Linked DNA regions of Mus musculus: region 2 is linked to region 1. The links are chromatin loops, found by intact Hi-C in ENCODE. Cell type or tissue: heart. All regions are shown on one strand. Each heading gives the region's core, and the rest is flanking DNA. Links, peaks and the distances in the headings are about the cores only.

Region 1 (8,215 bases), core at 1,108-6,107:
GAAACCGAAGGAGGCAGATGAAGGAGGCAGAGTTTAATCATGTAGCATAGGAGGAAGTCAGGGTCAAAGGCCACTGCTAAAAAAGTCAGTGGTCTTTGAGGATTTGAGCCATACATGATGTCACTAATACATCACCTGGCTTTTCCTCCAATCTTCCAAAAGATGACTTCTTTGAGTACTAGAACTCTCCCTCCCTCTCTCCATCAAGGCTTTCTCACTCTCCAGAGAATGGACAGGCTGGGAGTAGAGTTCACTAATAGAGCACTTGCTCCAAAAACTCAGGGCTCCCAGTTTAATTCCAGCACATACAGATACATACACACTCATGCATATACACACACGTATAACATACACTTATGCATACATACCACATGTATACATATACTCATGTATACACACATGCATATACACATGCATGCACACTCATAATTCATACAGACAGACACTCTGATGCATACACATGTGTACACACATACATACACACATGCACTCATGCACACACACACACACATTTCCCGTGAGTCCTTAGAACAATTGCAGTGCCTCTTTTATGGAAAGACTCATAGTTAACTGTGTACTTTGACTCCCGCCCCCATTAGTCATGTGACTCATGATACAGGAAACAGTGCTGTCTCCTTCTGTGCCAAGATGTTGAACACAGCCTGTGTGCACAGCAAACACTGGCTACCTCTGAGGCAAAAGAAAAGGTAGGGGCTCTTTCCAGCTGTTTTATGCACTAGTCTTTCTGTTAATCTGACATTTTAGATACTGGGCAGATGTAAGCAGGTGAAATGAAAGCCGCCTGTGAGGAAGCAGGCCCCAGTTCCTGAGCAGTGGTGTCAGCAGGCTGATCTACCAACGAGCACCAGCAGGAAAGTTTCACCTTGACCTTGCCATGGCCTTGTAATACCAGTCCCTGCCAGGGGTCTCAGAACATCCCTTCCCACTTCACAAGCTTCCTCAATGATTCCCAAAAGAATTTCACCCTTCTGGACATGAATTGAATACTAGAGAGTCCCCCAGGAGGCCAGCTAACCCTCCGATGGTGGCTTTTGGGATAAAGAATTCCACATGTATTGTTTTGGAGTAAGGTGTAAGATTGAAGAGCTGGAACTCAGTAGCACATGTCTGAGTCCCACCCAGCTACGCGGGAGGTGCAGGAGGATTGCTTGAGCCAGGGTGGGTTGGAGACAAGACTGGACAATATAGCAACTCCTGCCCCCCCTCCCCACCCTAATTCCAAATGAAAAGCTGTGTGAGGAGAGTTGGGGCTACACCTCATGGTAGGGCACCTGCCTAGTGTGTACAAGGCCCTGGCTTCTATCGTCAGCTCCGTGAGATAACATGGAAAGCCTTAAAGAAACAGAGACCAGAACTACATTCTACCTCCTATGTGTTTGTTGTTTTCTAACCTGTGTCAAAGCTTTGTGGATCGCATTGAAGATGATCCAAAGGTTACAGTGGCATCTATCTCACAGCAAGGGCCCAAGGGGCGTTGGCACTAAGACAGAAGGGTAGCATGGGGAGGGAGGAGTCTAGAAGAAGAGGGGCAGCTGTTGTCCTTCAGACTTGGCATCAGGACTAAGTAAGTAGAATTAAACGGGGAGGCTGTCAAACCTGTGCTGTGTGTGTGTTCATGGCAGCCGCTGGCACTTTGAGCCTCTGCCCATGTGTTACGTGGTATGTGATAGATTCATATAGAATAGAAACACTTTAGGGGAAAAAATAATAAAAGTTCCCAGGCAGCGTTAAATAGAAGACATGATCAGACGAGTTGGTGTGTGTGTGTCTGAAATTTAATAAAACCCTCTTGTATTTTCTGATCCTCTTTCTCACCGTTTGCACCCAAGGCGCTGCCTGCTTGCCCACAGTGGCTTTTCTCCTCTCTGTCCTCTGATGTGACTCTGCTCACAGTGGGTGAATCTTATGAGTTCGATTGTTTTCCCCAAATTCCTACGTTGAAGCCTTAAGCCCTGCCCCCATACCTCAGAATGGGACATTTTTATGGGAAGAAGGTGATTTCCCATTACAAGATAGAAGTAAAATGCCGTTAGATCTTAGACTTCTCAAAATGTCCGAATGTTGAAGGCTTGTTCCCCTAGCCTCACCCCAGTCTGCAATACTACTGTCAAGTGCAGGAGTGTGTGACTTCAGAAGCTGGGCCTGGTAGGACAGAGTTCGGTTGTAGGCCCCTGCCCTTGAAGGGAATTTTGGAAGCACAGTCTGTACATGTCACTCTCCTAGTTCCCTGACCACCCATCGGTGAATCAGTTTCCTTTGTCATGTTCCCATCATCATGTCTCTGAAACAGAACCAAGAGAAACCTTTCCTCATTTTAAAATGATTATTTTAAGCATCTTGATATCGTGATAGAAAACTGACTGACACCTGAGGACAGATGTAATTAGTGAAGTGCAGTAATTCTGGAGTATGGTGGGCCCCTAACCTAATATGGCTAGCGTTTTACAAAAAGAGGCGGACATCTGGTCACGGCGAGCCAGGGAAAATAAGTGCTTACAATGCCGCTAGCCAAGGAACCAGGGGTCCTTCCTGGAGTAAGCTCCTCCCATCACACTGGCTGCAGGCTCCCAGGCTGTGAGGCAATTTATTTCTGTTATTTAATCTCCTCACTTCCAGGTACTTTGTTTTGACAGATGCAACACACCAATACAAACCGTTTTTCTCTACTCTGTATTTACCTTCGCTGTCTAACCACACACCTGCCCAACCTGTCTTGCTTAGCCAGAAGGTCCCAAATACTTTAGAAATCTGTGTGGCTGATTTGTATTCTGTGACCTCGTTCTGAACCCAACTCCTGGCTTCTCTGGGTCCTCTCTCATTTTCTTCTACTTGTCCTGCCACAGGAGGCAGACAGGAGGCTATGACCTCTGTAGGATACCTTTGCCCCACCCCTGTAATGGGCATTTTATTTTAGTCTCTCTCTTGCTGTCTTTGGAGTCTTTCCCCTTCATTTCAAACTCACCTCCACCCCCTTTCTAGGTTGGAGTAGCCTTGTGAAATTATCTTTCTGCGGTGGAAATCTTATTACATCACTTGCCAGCTCCAAATCTCTCAGAGGGTCCCTTTAGTTTCTAGTCAGATGCCAAGGTCCCAGTTTACCTAGGACGACAAGCACGGTGACCTAACTTCTTTGCCATCCACCATAGAGCATCTATCTGTCTTCATTGCTCCTGCTCTGCCCCTAAAGCCACATTCAGGATCAGCTAGTGCCCAGCCTCTTTGTTCTAGAGCCTGCAGAAGCCCAAAATTTAAAAGGCTTGTCCGGGAGGTGGCGGCAGGTGGGGGTTGGAGGTGGGGAGCTGTCTTTGGATTCTAGACTGATTGAAAAGCCCCATCTGTGCTCTCCCCAACCCCACCCTATGTTTCTTTGACTGTAATTTTTCAGGGTTGGGAACTGGTAAGTCTCCCTAGCATAACCAGCCCAACACAGTAGAGCACTTGAGAGGAAGTAGCGACTTCACGCTGTCAAAGGCACTCCAAAGTGAGGAAGGGACGGGGGGGGGGGGGGGGGGGGCGGAGAAACAGCAATTTTGCCCAGCTGTTTGGGAGAATGAAAAATCAATTTGCAAAGACAGCACTTCCTCATCCTTTTCAGCGCTGACTGTATCATAACTGACTCGTGAATTGGAATTAAAGCAAAGCTTTTCCCCTTGTCACGGTCAGCAGTGTGTGCTTTCAATACCGAACGCCCGGCGGTGGAGGCAGGCTGCGTCGAGCTCGCTCAGCCCGGTACAGCTGAAGTCACTTCCCCTGCAGGGACAGAGCGTGCTTTCGTGGGGTGGGCGGGCGGGTGTGTGTGTGTGAGAGAGAGAGAGTTTTCCGCAGTAGACCTGAAAACCCAGCCAGCCGCGGATTGGCGCATCCCGGCTGCGGCCGCCTGAGTCATCCGAATCGTTCTGGAACCGGGCACCAACTTGCGTGTTTGTCCGCGGCTCTTTGTGCGCGGATCAGCTGTACCGTGGGCTCTGGCATCTAATCCAGGATTTGCCTCTGCGCGAGGCTTATGGAAAGCAGATGTCTCGCCGCTCTGGGACTGAGCACAGAATGGAAGTGACCCAGAGAGGAGCTGTTTGGTACAGACGACACGGAGGGAAGGCCCCGGCGCGGCCCGCGAGGCCAGCTCCGCTCCTCGCGTCCGTCCTCTCTGCCGAGCCCGCCGCTCAGATCGTGTCCCGCGAGCGAGCCGTGTGACCGTGAGGCCGCGTGCGGCGGGAGCCGGGATACCGGGGTCCGCGGCCGCCAGAGATCCGGGTGCGAGCAGCAGCCGCGAGGGTCGCGGTAAGTGTCCCTGGGGGTGGGGGCGTGAGGGGCGCGGGCGGTTTTTCGGAGCTGTCAGCCCGCCAGCACTGTTCCCGGAATCTCACGGACCCTCTGCAGACCCTGACCTGCAAGGAACGCTTGCAAAGTCATTTGACCCTGGAGTAGAAAGCGACTCTATAATCTTAAAGCTTGGAAAGGTGTCCTCTTCCCACCCCCACCCCCAACCCCATTTCTTTTTCTTCCAAAAATAAACAAACAAAAAAATGTTCTTTCTCTTTGAAGGAACTACTCAGCTAGATTCCTGTCTATTAGTTTTCACGCTTACCCTCTGGCCAAGCTCACGCTGCACGTCTGGTTTATTAAAAGGTGGAGATGTTGCCTTTCTGGGCTTTTTGATTGATGCTGAAAAATCTGCATGCTGCTGTCAAGATGTAAAGGATTGGGGGTGGGGAGGAAGCTTGTCCCAAAAATGCTTGTCAGATGCAAAGCATTCCGCGAACCCCAGACATTTCCCCATTTGTAATCTAATCGATTCCAGGGAGCAACTGACTTATTTTCTGCAACTCCTTAATCGAATTAGGGCACAGATAGCGTTAGATTCAAATACTTTTTAATTCTAGTGTGTGTGTGGGGGGGAGGGGGAACGGGACACGTATTTATTTATTTTGAGGTTCTGGGGAATTAATGCTCGGCTGAACTGATAAGTTACGGCCCCACCTCTCAAATGCTTTTTAGATAGTACATTTAACAGCATTTGAAGTTCTGAGAGTCTAAAGATTAGGCTACACGCTAGGATATACATGAGAGGTTGTTCTTGTGACAGTTTGCATATCTATGCCCGCCCCCCCCCCCGCGCCCGCTCAGGGTTGGTTGGTTTGTTTTTCCTTCTAAGATGGAGCTTAACCTTCACATCTGTATTCTTGAAATATAGTTATAAGCTCAGTACAGCATAACAAGTACTTCCAGATTCCTTCCTGGGGGCGGGAGTTACTGTGCTGGATTTTATATGACCTCCAGTTTCAGATTTCCACTCCATTTCACCCTTAACAGAGCCAGCATGGGCGCTTCAACTCCAAGCAACAGAAGAGCAGGAGTGATTCAGAGCACTTGGCCCACCACGGCCTTGAACCAAGACAGAAAGCATTTTATAGACTTTTTATGATATGCACTACATTCCCGTCCTGTTCAAACATAGGCTCATATAATGATTAAAGATCAATTAAAGAGAAGCAGGCCCTGCCTCCCTTCTCCCTTGGGTAAATACGGTCTCCCCTTTCTTCCCTCCCTCATTTGCAGAATTCTATTTCACTCAGTTACCATGACCTCATTTTGGATTGCGGCATACATGGGGCCATCAACTGTCATTATCAATGTTTGTTTCAGTGAAAATGTGCCCTGTCAGTATCTTCTGAGAACGTTTACTCAAACCTTACCTTTATTTTCCTAGAAAACTCTCCATGTATATAAATTGTACTGTGTCAAAAAAAACAAACATGGCATCCATACCTTTAATTATTCTTATATCATCCCGTTACTGGTGGCTTGTGTGGATTATTATTTGGTGAGATTGTAGTTTCTATTTTATACTGAAATACAGGTAGAGAGAACTTCTCATAGGACACTAAATATAAATAAATGGGTTTGAAAGTATGGCCATTAACATGGAATGCTCTGGCCTTTTCTTTAGTCTATTGACTCTTCAGGAAGAACTAATAGTTACCATGCAGTTCAAGAGTGGTTTGTTTAGAGTCCAAGCTACAATAATTTACCGCTGTCCAAATTCATCACTGTGAGGATGTGGCTCATTCAGTGGAGAGGACCCAACGAGGTAATATTACAGTTTCCAAAAAAGCATTGGGAAGGCTCCCACAGCTAAGATCCAATCAGCGGCAGGGCCTACCTTGTTACTGACATTCCTTATTCAGTGAGGCCCATCATGGTATCGTGTCCCTACTGAACAAGCAGCCCCCTTTTGGTCTGTCCTTACTCCCTAAACAGCCAGCAGAACTGCGATTCAAAACTGCATAGGTGTTACAATCTGAGATGACTTAAAATGGGCAGGGGATTGGCGTAGGTTATGAGCAAGAGAAGGTAGTTTTGTACAAGCACTTAGTTATATGCAGAGTTTAATGTCTACGGGGGTGAGGATGCCCTTGAACCAACCCCTTCAGATGCCAAGGAATTGCCCTATTTCTTATACTCTTATATATTAGACTTGAAAACTGAATGGTGAGTTAGCAAGTCTTTTTTTTTTTAAATAAAATATGCATTTACTTATATGCATTTTATGTGCATTGGTGTTTGGCCTGCTTGTATGTTGTGTGAGGGTGTTGGATATCATGGAACAGACAGTTGTGAGCTGCCATGTGGGTCCTGGGAATTGAACCTGGGTTCTCTGAAAGAATAGCCAGTTTTCTTAAGTACTAAGCCATCTCTCCAGTCCCTAGCTAGCAAGTCTTTAAAAAGAAAACCCCACAAGTTATCAGTGAGTTCAAAGCATTAAGTTCCCTGGAAAAAGAGACACTTAAGTCTGATCATATGGAGAGTGTTTGATCTTAGACTCAAAAGAACTGACAACTGCAGACTGTGAGGTAAATAGAAAACTAAGGGGGATCAATATGGCGACACCAAGCCAATGCTTACTTCCCACTTGGATTTTATGTCTCTTGTAGGGTTTGGTAGATGTTAAACCTCAGAACCAGTGCTTATGTTGGCACATACTAAAATTTCTTCACAATGGTTACTTCCTGTGATATATTATATTATTATTATATTATATTATATATTTTTACATCCTGCCGTTGACTCTCAACTTAATGACAGAACAGAAATATCCCTTCTCTAGAATTTTCACTGTTTCCATTTAGCCTAACACACTGTAGGTCTACATGAAATTTCCTTATGCAGAATGGCCCTGGGAGAGTCTAATAGCCTTGGGTCTGTGGATATGGAGGGTGTGGGTTGCCTCCTGGTACACACAAGCCCCTGGGTTTCATCCCTAGCACCACACCACAAAACATACAAACAAAAAATTGCCTATCCTGAGTCCTTGGATCAAACAAAATCAGTGTATCTGCCTGCATTGTCATCAGCCTGTGGTGGGTTAGAAACGTGCAAATGAAGCTGCTGGTGCAGGCTTCCTTCTGCTTAACTGAAACAAATGAATCCACCCGAGGCAGCCCAACTTCTGCTTCCAGAAGCAGTTTGCTAAGGATGCTAGAGATGGCTGGAGCTCTGGGAGGTGACTAGCTTTTAAAATTCCTGTCCTCGGTATCTAAATGTCTTTGGGTTTTCAGAGTGTCTGCTTCTCTTAGAGATGCTGGTACCTCCCTTTAGATTCACCCACTAATTTAAACTAAACTATCAAGAGAAGTAAAAAAAAAAAATCACTTCACTTTTGGTCTCTCCCCTTTGGACCTGGACCAACATTGTAGAGTTCTCTGTGTTGTTTTTCAGCAATGGTGATTTTTCGGTCTAAAAATATGGCAAGTTTCAGATTTAGGCTTCTGTTGAGCAATCTGAGGTAAGACCAAAAAGTGGTGGGAAAGTTAAAAGTTTTATTTTGCTTGTGGCTAGGGCCTCACACTGGCTAATAATGAACTCTACAAATACCTACAAGTTTTCATTTAGATTGTTCTGCCCTGTCTGGTAGAAGGAAGGGAAGGCACTGTTCTAGTCGGTAGGCCAAAGAGATTTATGGAGAAAATATCTGATTTCAAAGTCCTGCTCTGTGATCTGGAAGTGCAACAGTACAGGTGCCACAGTGTATAAAGGCTCCCTTTATGCAACAATGTATAAAGGAGAATCTAAGCCTAGAAGGCTTTTTCAAGCATCGGTGATATCTGTTGAGTAGCTACTAAGGAGCCTCCTTCTCCCACCAGTTTCCTCCAAAGCCTTCCCTCCAGCTGGGACTGGCGCTACCCCTCTGTGTTGT
Region 2 (8,215 bases), core at 1,564-6,563, 68 kb after region 1:
AAAAATAATTCCTTTCACCAGCTCTTTGAAAGGCAAGAGTCCTTTTAAATTACTGATTTTTTTAAATAAATAAAACATTTGTGATACACGGCTCATATATTGTCACCTAATATTTGCATTTCCAAAAGTAATTTCTAGAAACTTTACGGTAGAAAATTTAGCAGAACATTGCATTAGTTTTAGGTCCTCCTGTTTCCTGACTGGTGGAAGCAAAGAATATGTTAAAGAACTATAAACAATCTGAAGTGCAGCTCCAACCAGAGAAAGGAAGATCGACTGAGAGGACCCCTTAGCTCACACCTTATCTAGTAGTTTCTGCGTGGTGAACTGGACTGAATCACATGTATTTTAAATAAAAAGCAAACATTCAGTCTTCCCTTGGAAGGTTCAAATTTCCTTTTGAGTTTGCTATTAACATACAATTTAGTAGAGCTCGAGGAGATATTTTGAACAGGAGATGGACGGAGAAAACTTTGGGCTACAATGATACTCAGTGGTTCAACATCTGCCTACCATACACAAAGCCCTGGGTTCGAGCCCCATCCCTGCTCCTAAAAAAGGGGGGTGGGAGAGAAAGAAAGGAAATTTCCAATTTATGGTCCAAGCCTAACAGATCTTCCTATGTGACAAAGCTTTTAAAAATGAATTGATCCCGATCTCCAAAAAACAAGGGTGGCATTTCCAATTTATGGCCCAGGTGTAGTCGGTCCTCAAAGGTCATTTTATATGACAAAAAATTAAAATGAAATACACATTCCTGTAATTTACTATGGTTCTGCATCAAAGTACAATGGTGCATGAAGTCTGAGATTATTGTGGAAATGTTTTGAAGGACTTTTATCTGAACCTGGGTCACTCAGAAAGATTGTTTCCAAAATACAACCAGCTCCAGAAAATACTATCGCAAACAGTGAGAGGAATAAGGAAGGAGTCCTTTGGGTTGTCATGACACGAAACTCTAGAACCATAAGTAAGGACATCCTGTGATTCCACAACCCCAGACCCCGAAGTGTTGAGTACTTGTCAGGACCTTGTTGGTTTCAGTGGCACTGTGAAAAACCCATCATTGGTCAAGCTGGGTCAGGATGCACGCCCTTTTTGGTATGTGCATGACTGAAAACGCCACATAAAGCTCTCCCTCAAAAGTCTTATGAGAATTCAAAACAGGCTTTGTGTTACATTGTTACTAAGTGTCCATCCTTAGTAGGATAAGTGGCTTAATTTCACATTAAGGACAACCAGATGATGTCATTGTCATCACCACAGCAGCTACTAACTGGGAACTATTCTGAGCTGGTACCGAGCATCCTCAAGTTCTTGTGTGTATTAATTCAGTCTGCACAGCAGCCCAGTGGAGCCTGTTACTGTCATGGATACTACCATCCTTCTCTGCTTGACAGAGGTGGAAGTTGAGACTCAGTAGAGTTAGGTCATTTGCCTATGGCCATTCAGGTAAATGTGAGATGGAGCCAGGATGAGAACAGCGGAGTGCATCTTTGTTCAAGCAGTGGCAGTTTTAAATGAAGTTCAGGAGAGCCCCACCCCCACCCCCACCCCCTTGTCCACAGACCTGGGGCGGGGGTGGGGTGGAGATCCACAAGGTGAATACTGCAGTCTTAGCACAACAATAGAAAGGCAGCGTTTGTTTCCACTCTCCCAAGTGTATGCAGTGGAGCATTCCAGGGTCTGTCTGATACATTCTATCATGACAGGATGAATGCAGAAGCAGCGAGGAGAATCCAGCTGCCTTCTGTCCAGTGGAACACTGCAGAGATGCATTGAGATGGAGAGCAATGCCAAGTTCCAACATTTTCATCTTAAGTAACAAATCACATTACTCACCACTCGTATTTAAGTGGCTTCACAATTACTTTTTCATTACATTACATTAATAATGTTTTGTTTCATTTTTAATATGACAAATATCTATAGAAAGCATCCACATATGCAAAAGTACTTTTTTTTGAGACAGGGTCTCACTGTGTAGCTGTGACTGCCTTGAAACTTGCTATGTAGACCGGGTCGGCCAGGCACTTACTAAACTCCATCTTCCTTTGCCTCCTGGGACTAACGACTTCCCCCACCATGCCTGGCTCAGAGAGCCCTTTTGAAGTTCTCAGCACTTTTTAAAAGAGCTTAGAGAGGTTCAGAGACCAAAGTGCTTGAGAGCCATAGCAGTGGCTTTTGGTGTCGCATGCACCTGTTTGAGGCCTGCCATATCAACATTTGGGCACTGTAACCACAGCAGCTTTAGTGACCGGGTGTGATGGGAGAATGCATATGTGCTTCCTGCAGGGTAAGCTCTCTGTGTTACCCACAGGTGATGGAATTTTACTGCCAGTCCTGTGAGACCGCCATGTGTCGGGAGTGCACGGAGGGGGAGCACGCGGAGCACCCCACAGTCCCGCTGAAGGATGTGGTGGAGCAGCACAAGGCCTCGCTCCAGGTCCAGCTGGACGCAGTCAACAAAAGGTACCGTGCCCCTCCAGACTCCCCATCCCATGGGAGGCCTGGCCTGACATCCAGCGTCTCTGAGATGGTAGCTACGGTCATGCTAGCCTGTATGCATAACTAAATCCTATGTTCTTCTTGATCATGTGATCCCAGAAATTCCTGCCTGAAATCAGAGCTGCTGACATACTTCTCTGCCTGTGGTGGTAGCTGGGACAGCTACTCTCAGCCTGAGCCCTGCACAATGGTGCTGAGCAGCGGTTGCTCAAATTTCCTCCTCTGTTTGTCTTGAGGGTTGGTTTTTGTTTTTTCCCCTTTTGGTATGGACACAAATGAATATAGTAGTCATGTCCTATATGAGAGAAACTAAAAAGGAGGTTAACAACCTGCTGTAAAACAAAATAGCCAATAGTCCTACTGTCAACAGTCCTAGGGAGAAAAGCATAGTTGTTCAATGTTACCTGAAGGAACTTGAAAACTTACAAGAGTTCTCCAGGTACTCTGAATTCTTCAAAGTTTATGTTGTTGGAAGAAAAAAAAAAAGATATAGCTAGACACTTAGAATATAGCGGTTCTCTACCATGGGCAATTCTGTACACACACACACACATTTGGTGATACCTAAACCCATTTTAGGTGTCTTAGCAACAGTGTAGGAATATGCTATAGATGTGGAGTAGAGGAGGGAACTCTGTTAAGCATCCTATATGCACAGGGCATCCTCTGCTACAAGGACTATCTGGCCATAACCGTTCCGCCAAGACCTTTGCACCATCAATAGTTAACCCAGATGGTTGAAGGGAGATTTAAATAGAGGTGACCCTGAAGGACTCACTTGTTCCTTCATGTTTCCTTTTAAAGGTGATGCAAGCAGCATAGTAAAAAGCGCTTGCATTTAGAGACTGAAGGTATAGGCAGGCTTTGGAGTATTCCTAGGTAGAAGTTAAATAATGACCACTAACAACTCTCCTGTCTCTCAGACTCCCAGAAATAGATTCTGCTCTTCAGTTCATCTCAGAAATCATCCATCAGTTAACCAACCAAAAGGCCAGCATTGTGGATGACATCCACTCCACCTTTGATGAGCTGCAGAAGACTTTAAATGTTCGCAAGAGCGTGCTGCTCATGGAGTTGGAGGTCAACTATGGTCTCAAACACAAAGTAAGGCTCTGCAGTCCTGCAGGCTTCTTGGGGGGGGGGGGAGTGGGGGTGACTGCACTCCCAGCGCCTGCTTACTGCGTTCTAACAGTGGCGGTAGCAGGAATGGACCTACACCACTGTACTTCCTGGGGACCAACAGTGCCCTTTACATTTAGTAGATATTCAACCAAACTCGGATTCCGTGAACTTTCTGTCGCAACTTATAGTTCTCCCTAAGGAGAGGTTGCATATAGAAATGCTTTCAGGGCTTAAGGTCGCCTGGAATGTTTTCCTTCCTTAATTATAGGGTGGAGGAGCCTCTTCACTGCTCTCTCTCTCACCCACACCAACCTGTTCCTCAACTTCAAAGCGAACCTGACTGCCGCCTTTGTTTGGCTCTGCAAGTCTGTTCACCAAGCCAGGGTGGAGAGCTTCGGGTATTCAGGTGTAGAGACTTCTCAAATGGTTGGGTTTTGTTCCCTGAGGTCGTGACTGGCAGCTCTAAACGCTAGGGAAAGGCCACTGGGTAATGACTAATTCGCATCAAGCAGACAATTTGTTTGCTGTTGGTAGCGTCCTTTCTTCTCTTAGCCCCAGGTAAACAGATGACCTAAGAAATGCACGTGTGGGTGAGAGGCAGGGTGAGGCGGAAGGGAAATCTCCAGATGATACTGGAAATGCAACTTAGCGTTCTGCATGGGTTCACTGGGTTAAATGGAATGCAGATGGTTCCGAGCCACCTGAGTGGGCGGGCGTAGAGGTTGGTTCTTTTGGGAGGAGGGCTCTGCCCCAGCTCCTAGCCAAGTGTCCTGCAGGCTGCACGGTGTCCTGTAGGAAGCGCTCGTTGCCTCTGTGTCCCCGGCAGGTGCTGCAGTCGCAGCTGGATACCCTGCTCCAAGGCCAGGAAAGCATTAAGAGCTGCAGCAACTTCACGGCTCAGGCCCTCAACCATGGCACGGAGACGGAGGTGCTGCTGGTGAAGAAGCAGATGAGCGAGAAGCTGAACGAACTGGCGGACCAGGACTTCCCACTGCACCCGCGCGAGAACGACCAGCTGGATTTTATCGTGGAAACGGAGGGACTGAAGAAGTCTATCCACAACCTGGGGACCATCCTCACCACTAACGCGGTCGCCTCTGAGACGGTGGCCACGGGGGAGGGGCTGCGGCAGACCATCATCGGGCAGCCCATGTCCGTTACTATAACCACCAAGGACAAAGACGGAGAGCTGTGCAAGACAGGCAACGCATACCTCACCGCTGAGCTCAGCACCCCGGACGGCAGCGTGGCCGACGGAGAGATCCTGGACAACAAGAACGGCACCTACGAGTTCTTGTATACTGTGCAGAAGGAGGGGGACTTCACCCTGTCCCTCAGGCTCTACGACCAGCATATCCGAGGCAGCCCGTTTAAGCTCAAGGTCATCCGCTCTGCCGACGTGTCCCCCACCACCGAGGGCGTGAAGCGACGAGTCAAGTCCCCGGGGAGCGGGCACGTCAAGCAGAAGGCTGTGAAGAGACCTGCCAGCATGTACAGCACCGGCAAGCGAAAAGAGAACCCCATCGAGGACGACCTGATCTTCCGAGTCGGTAAGGAGTGGGCGCTGTCCCCTGACTCGGTGGCTAAGGGGCTACCTGGCAAGCGCTCCTGCCAATCGGAATCCTGCATTTACGAGCAGGTGGGGAGCTTCTGGTTATTTTGTTGGGCTAGTTTCTGTAGGCTCTTCCCAAATGTTTCTTCTTCCGTTTCCTCCTTTCTTTCCTCCTCCCCTCCCCCCTTTTCCTGATAAATGCAGCCAGTGAGAAGCTGAAACAAGAAGGGGGGGGGGCAGGGGCGGGAGAAAAACCAACAGTACAACGACAATTTTTTAAAAAAGATTCTCACTTTGGTGGGTGTGTCTTTGGAGGACTCCTGTCTAACCCAAATGCAAAGAGCCTTGCGTCTGGCAAATTCTTGTATTTCTGTGAAATCTGTGGGGCTTGGGCGGTGGCAGTCCCACAAACGGAATTCAGATACCTCTCTGCCTCCACTCCTGCAAGGAGTGGGAGATCTGTGGGGGTCAGTCCACAGGGCAAGCTGTGTGGTCAGCCAGCTGTGCAGAGCTGGAAAACAGTGCCTAAGACCTCTGGGTGGAGAAGGAAATGGGTTTGGGCGGGGCTGGGGATGAAGCCCAGAGGTGTAGCCTGGGCTCAGAGACCGGAATGTGGTTGCCCCTCCCTCTGATTTATTACCTGGCGCTTTTTACCTATGTTTGTTTTCACTGCTTGGCTTCCCAAGAGGAAGCGACCTAAAAGTAAACCAAAAAAAAAAAAAAAAAAAAAAAAAAAAAAAAAAAAAAAAAGGGCATTCAGACATTCTTAAGGAAAAGCAAAGCTTGCATTTTGTTTCAGAAAGGACCTGCAGCCTGCCTCGTTCTCCTCGTTCTGTCTTTACCCGCAGCCTGCCTCCCCTACTCCCTCCTGTGTCTACATCACTGGGCCTGAGAGTGCTACTGCACAGTTTGTTAACTGACACACCTAGAAAGGAAATAGACTTTTCTACCACAGAACTTCAGAAACTAGGAATCTGCAGAACTGCATGTGCGCTCGGGGAGGGAAGGAGTAGGAGACCATGCTGGCCATCTTTTCTCACCATCTATTCTCCTCAGACTGCCTGGGGCAACTCCGGCTCCTTGGCTCCTTGGAACATTGTGAGCCGAGTTGCCCTGTTAGTTCTCAAGGCTGAATCCCGGTAAAGACTGTGGAATGACACGTTAACTTGTCCATTCGGAGCATGACTTTCTTGGTCACCTGTGTAGAATGATTCCAGGGGACAAGCTAGGACAGACGCAGGACTGGATCCTGCTGGTCACCTGTGTAGAATGGTTCCAGGGGACAAGTTCAGACAGACGCAGGACGGATCCTGCTGCTCCAGGTCTTCCATTTGAGCCTTGGGCCTAGCGTTCTGCTTCCTTCAGCCTCAGCTTCCATGTCCATAAAATGCAAAGTTGTCCTTTAGATTCTTCCATGTTGTCACAATGATAGGGTCCCGAGAATCAATTTCATTTTGGGGGGAATCCTAGTAGTAGTCATGAACTATATGTTAGTACCATTTTTAATTATGTGAGGAGCCTTCCTACTGTTTACATAATGGCTACAAGTGTACCTTCACCTCAGCAATGATGAGGCTCCCTTTATTCACATCCCTGTCAACATTTATCTTGTCTTTTTGATGGTTGGTTGGTTTGAATTGGCATTCTCCTGGTTGTTAGTAATGTTGACCTCTTTTATTATTATTGGCCACCTGTATGTCTTTTAAGAAATGTCTATTTAGATCATTTGCCCATGTTTAAATCACATTTAAATTTATTATTATTATTACTATTATTGGGGTACAAGTGCCTCAGCATGTATGTGGGGGTCGGAGGACAACTTCAGGGTTGGCTCTCTCCTTCCTCTCTAAGAGCTCTGACCACCAAACAGACCACTAAATCAGTCTTTACCTGCTGTGCACCTCATTGGCCCCAGGTTGTCTTCTCACCATTGATTGGTTGGAGCCTGAGCCCAGCCGCACTGCTGTACCAATATAATTCCAGCATTTGAGATCTGAGGCAGAAGGAGCTCAGGCTCAAGGTTACAAAAGCAATGATTCTTCTTAATTTCTTTTTATGAGTACCACAACTTGGCAACAAAAGCAAAAACATTAAGCTAAGAAATTTCTGTTTAATAAACAAAACTATCACACGAGTGAAGAGACTAATAAAAAAACAACAAAAAAAAGTTTATGAAATTATTTTAGCTCCTTATGCATCTTGGATATCAATGCTTTAGTAGCTGCATGGCTGGCGTGGATTTTCTTCCCTTCTGTTTGGCTTTGTCAAGGGTGCTGTTAGGCTCAGACCTAAAAGCCATTGCTCACACCAGTGTAATGAGTTCCTCTCCCGTGCTTCCTCCTGCAGGGTTTGCAGCTTCAGGTCCTAGGCTTCCAGGCTTTAATCCAGTGTGGATTGCCCTTTGTCTTTGATATGAGGTCAGCCTCTAGTAATCTTCATGTCAACATCTGGATTTCCCAACACCATTTATTGTAGAGACTCTCCTGTCCCCATTGTCTCCCTCCTCTTTGTCACAGATCAATTAACCATAAACGTGTGGCTTTATTTCTGGGTATTCTTATTCTCTTTGTGGTCTGTTGAGTTTTTGTCTGTTTCTGAGACAATCTCACTATGCACACTTTGTAGCCCAGACTCCCCTTAAATTCTATATTCCCTGCCTTGGACTGCCAAATGCTGGAATTACAGGTGCCATCATGATCTCCGGGTCTTGTATTCCACTAATGTGTGTCCTTTTTATGCTGTTTTTGTCAGGAATAGCTTTGAAGCAGATGTTGAAATCAGAGAATATAATGTCTCTAGCTTTGCTCTTTTCCCTCAGAATTGCTTTAGCTTTTTTGGAGGTTTCTGTGGTTAGACATGAATTTTAGCATTGCTTTTTCTACTTCTTTGAAAAAAAATGTCATTGGGATTTTGGTGAGCATTGCATTGAATTTGTAGATTACTTTAAGTAGTATGGACATCTTTCTACTATGTACTCTTCCAATCCGTGAACACAGACTATTTTCCACTTATTAATGGCTCCTTAAGTTCATT

The links. Hi-C counts contacts between places; a loop is a spot of excess contacts. Peaks named below come from ENCODE experiments on the same cell type or tissue, not always from the same donor. Only the 100,000 strongest peaks of a DNase experiment are listed, where the experiment ranks them.
Region 2: it touches region 1 in a loop (3-fold over the local background); 3 of 42 quality-filtered maps call a loop at or near these places.

Annotation. Positions count from the first base shown.
Region 1 is chr3:84,255,409-84,263,623 of GRCm38, reverse strand. Trim2 (tripartite motif-containing 2) reads left to right here and starts at 3,845. Exons shown (of 12, transcript NM_001271727.1): 1 at 3,845-4,299. Gm40078 (a long non-coding RNA gene) reads right to left here. Exons shown (of 3, transcript XR_867391.3): 3 at 5,400-8,215. In heart, for the core only: a CTCF peak has its summit at 3,738; DNase peaks (open chromatin) are centred at 3,983 and 4,163; H3K4me3 peaks cover 1,935 bases; H3K27ac peaks cover 807 bases; H3K27me3 peaks cover 2,177 bases.
Region 2 is chr3:84,187,478-84,195,692 of GRCm38, reverse strand. Trim2 (tripartite motif-containing 2) reads left to right here. Exons shown (of 12, transcript NM_001271727.1): 4 at 2,321-2,472; 5 at 3,432-3,612; 6 at 4,457-5,180. Among named protein-coding and RNA genes, the nearest start is that of Mnd1, 36 kb to the right of the region's middle. In heart, for the core only: a CTCF peak has its summit at 4,439; DNase peaks (open chromatin) are centred at 4,822 and 5,122; H3K4me3 peaks cover 1,787 bases; H3K27ac peaks cover 1,562 bases; H3K27me3 peaks cover 1,386 bases.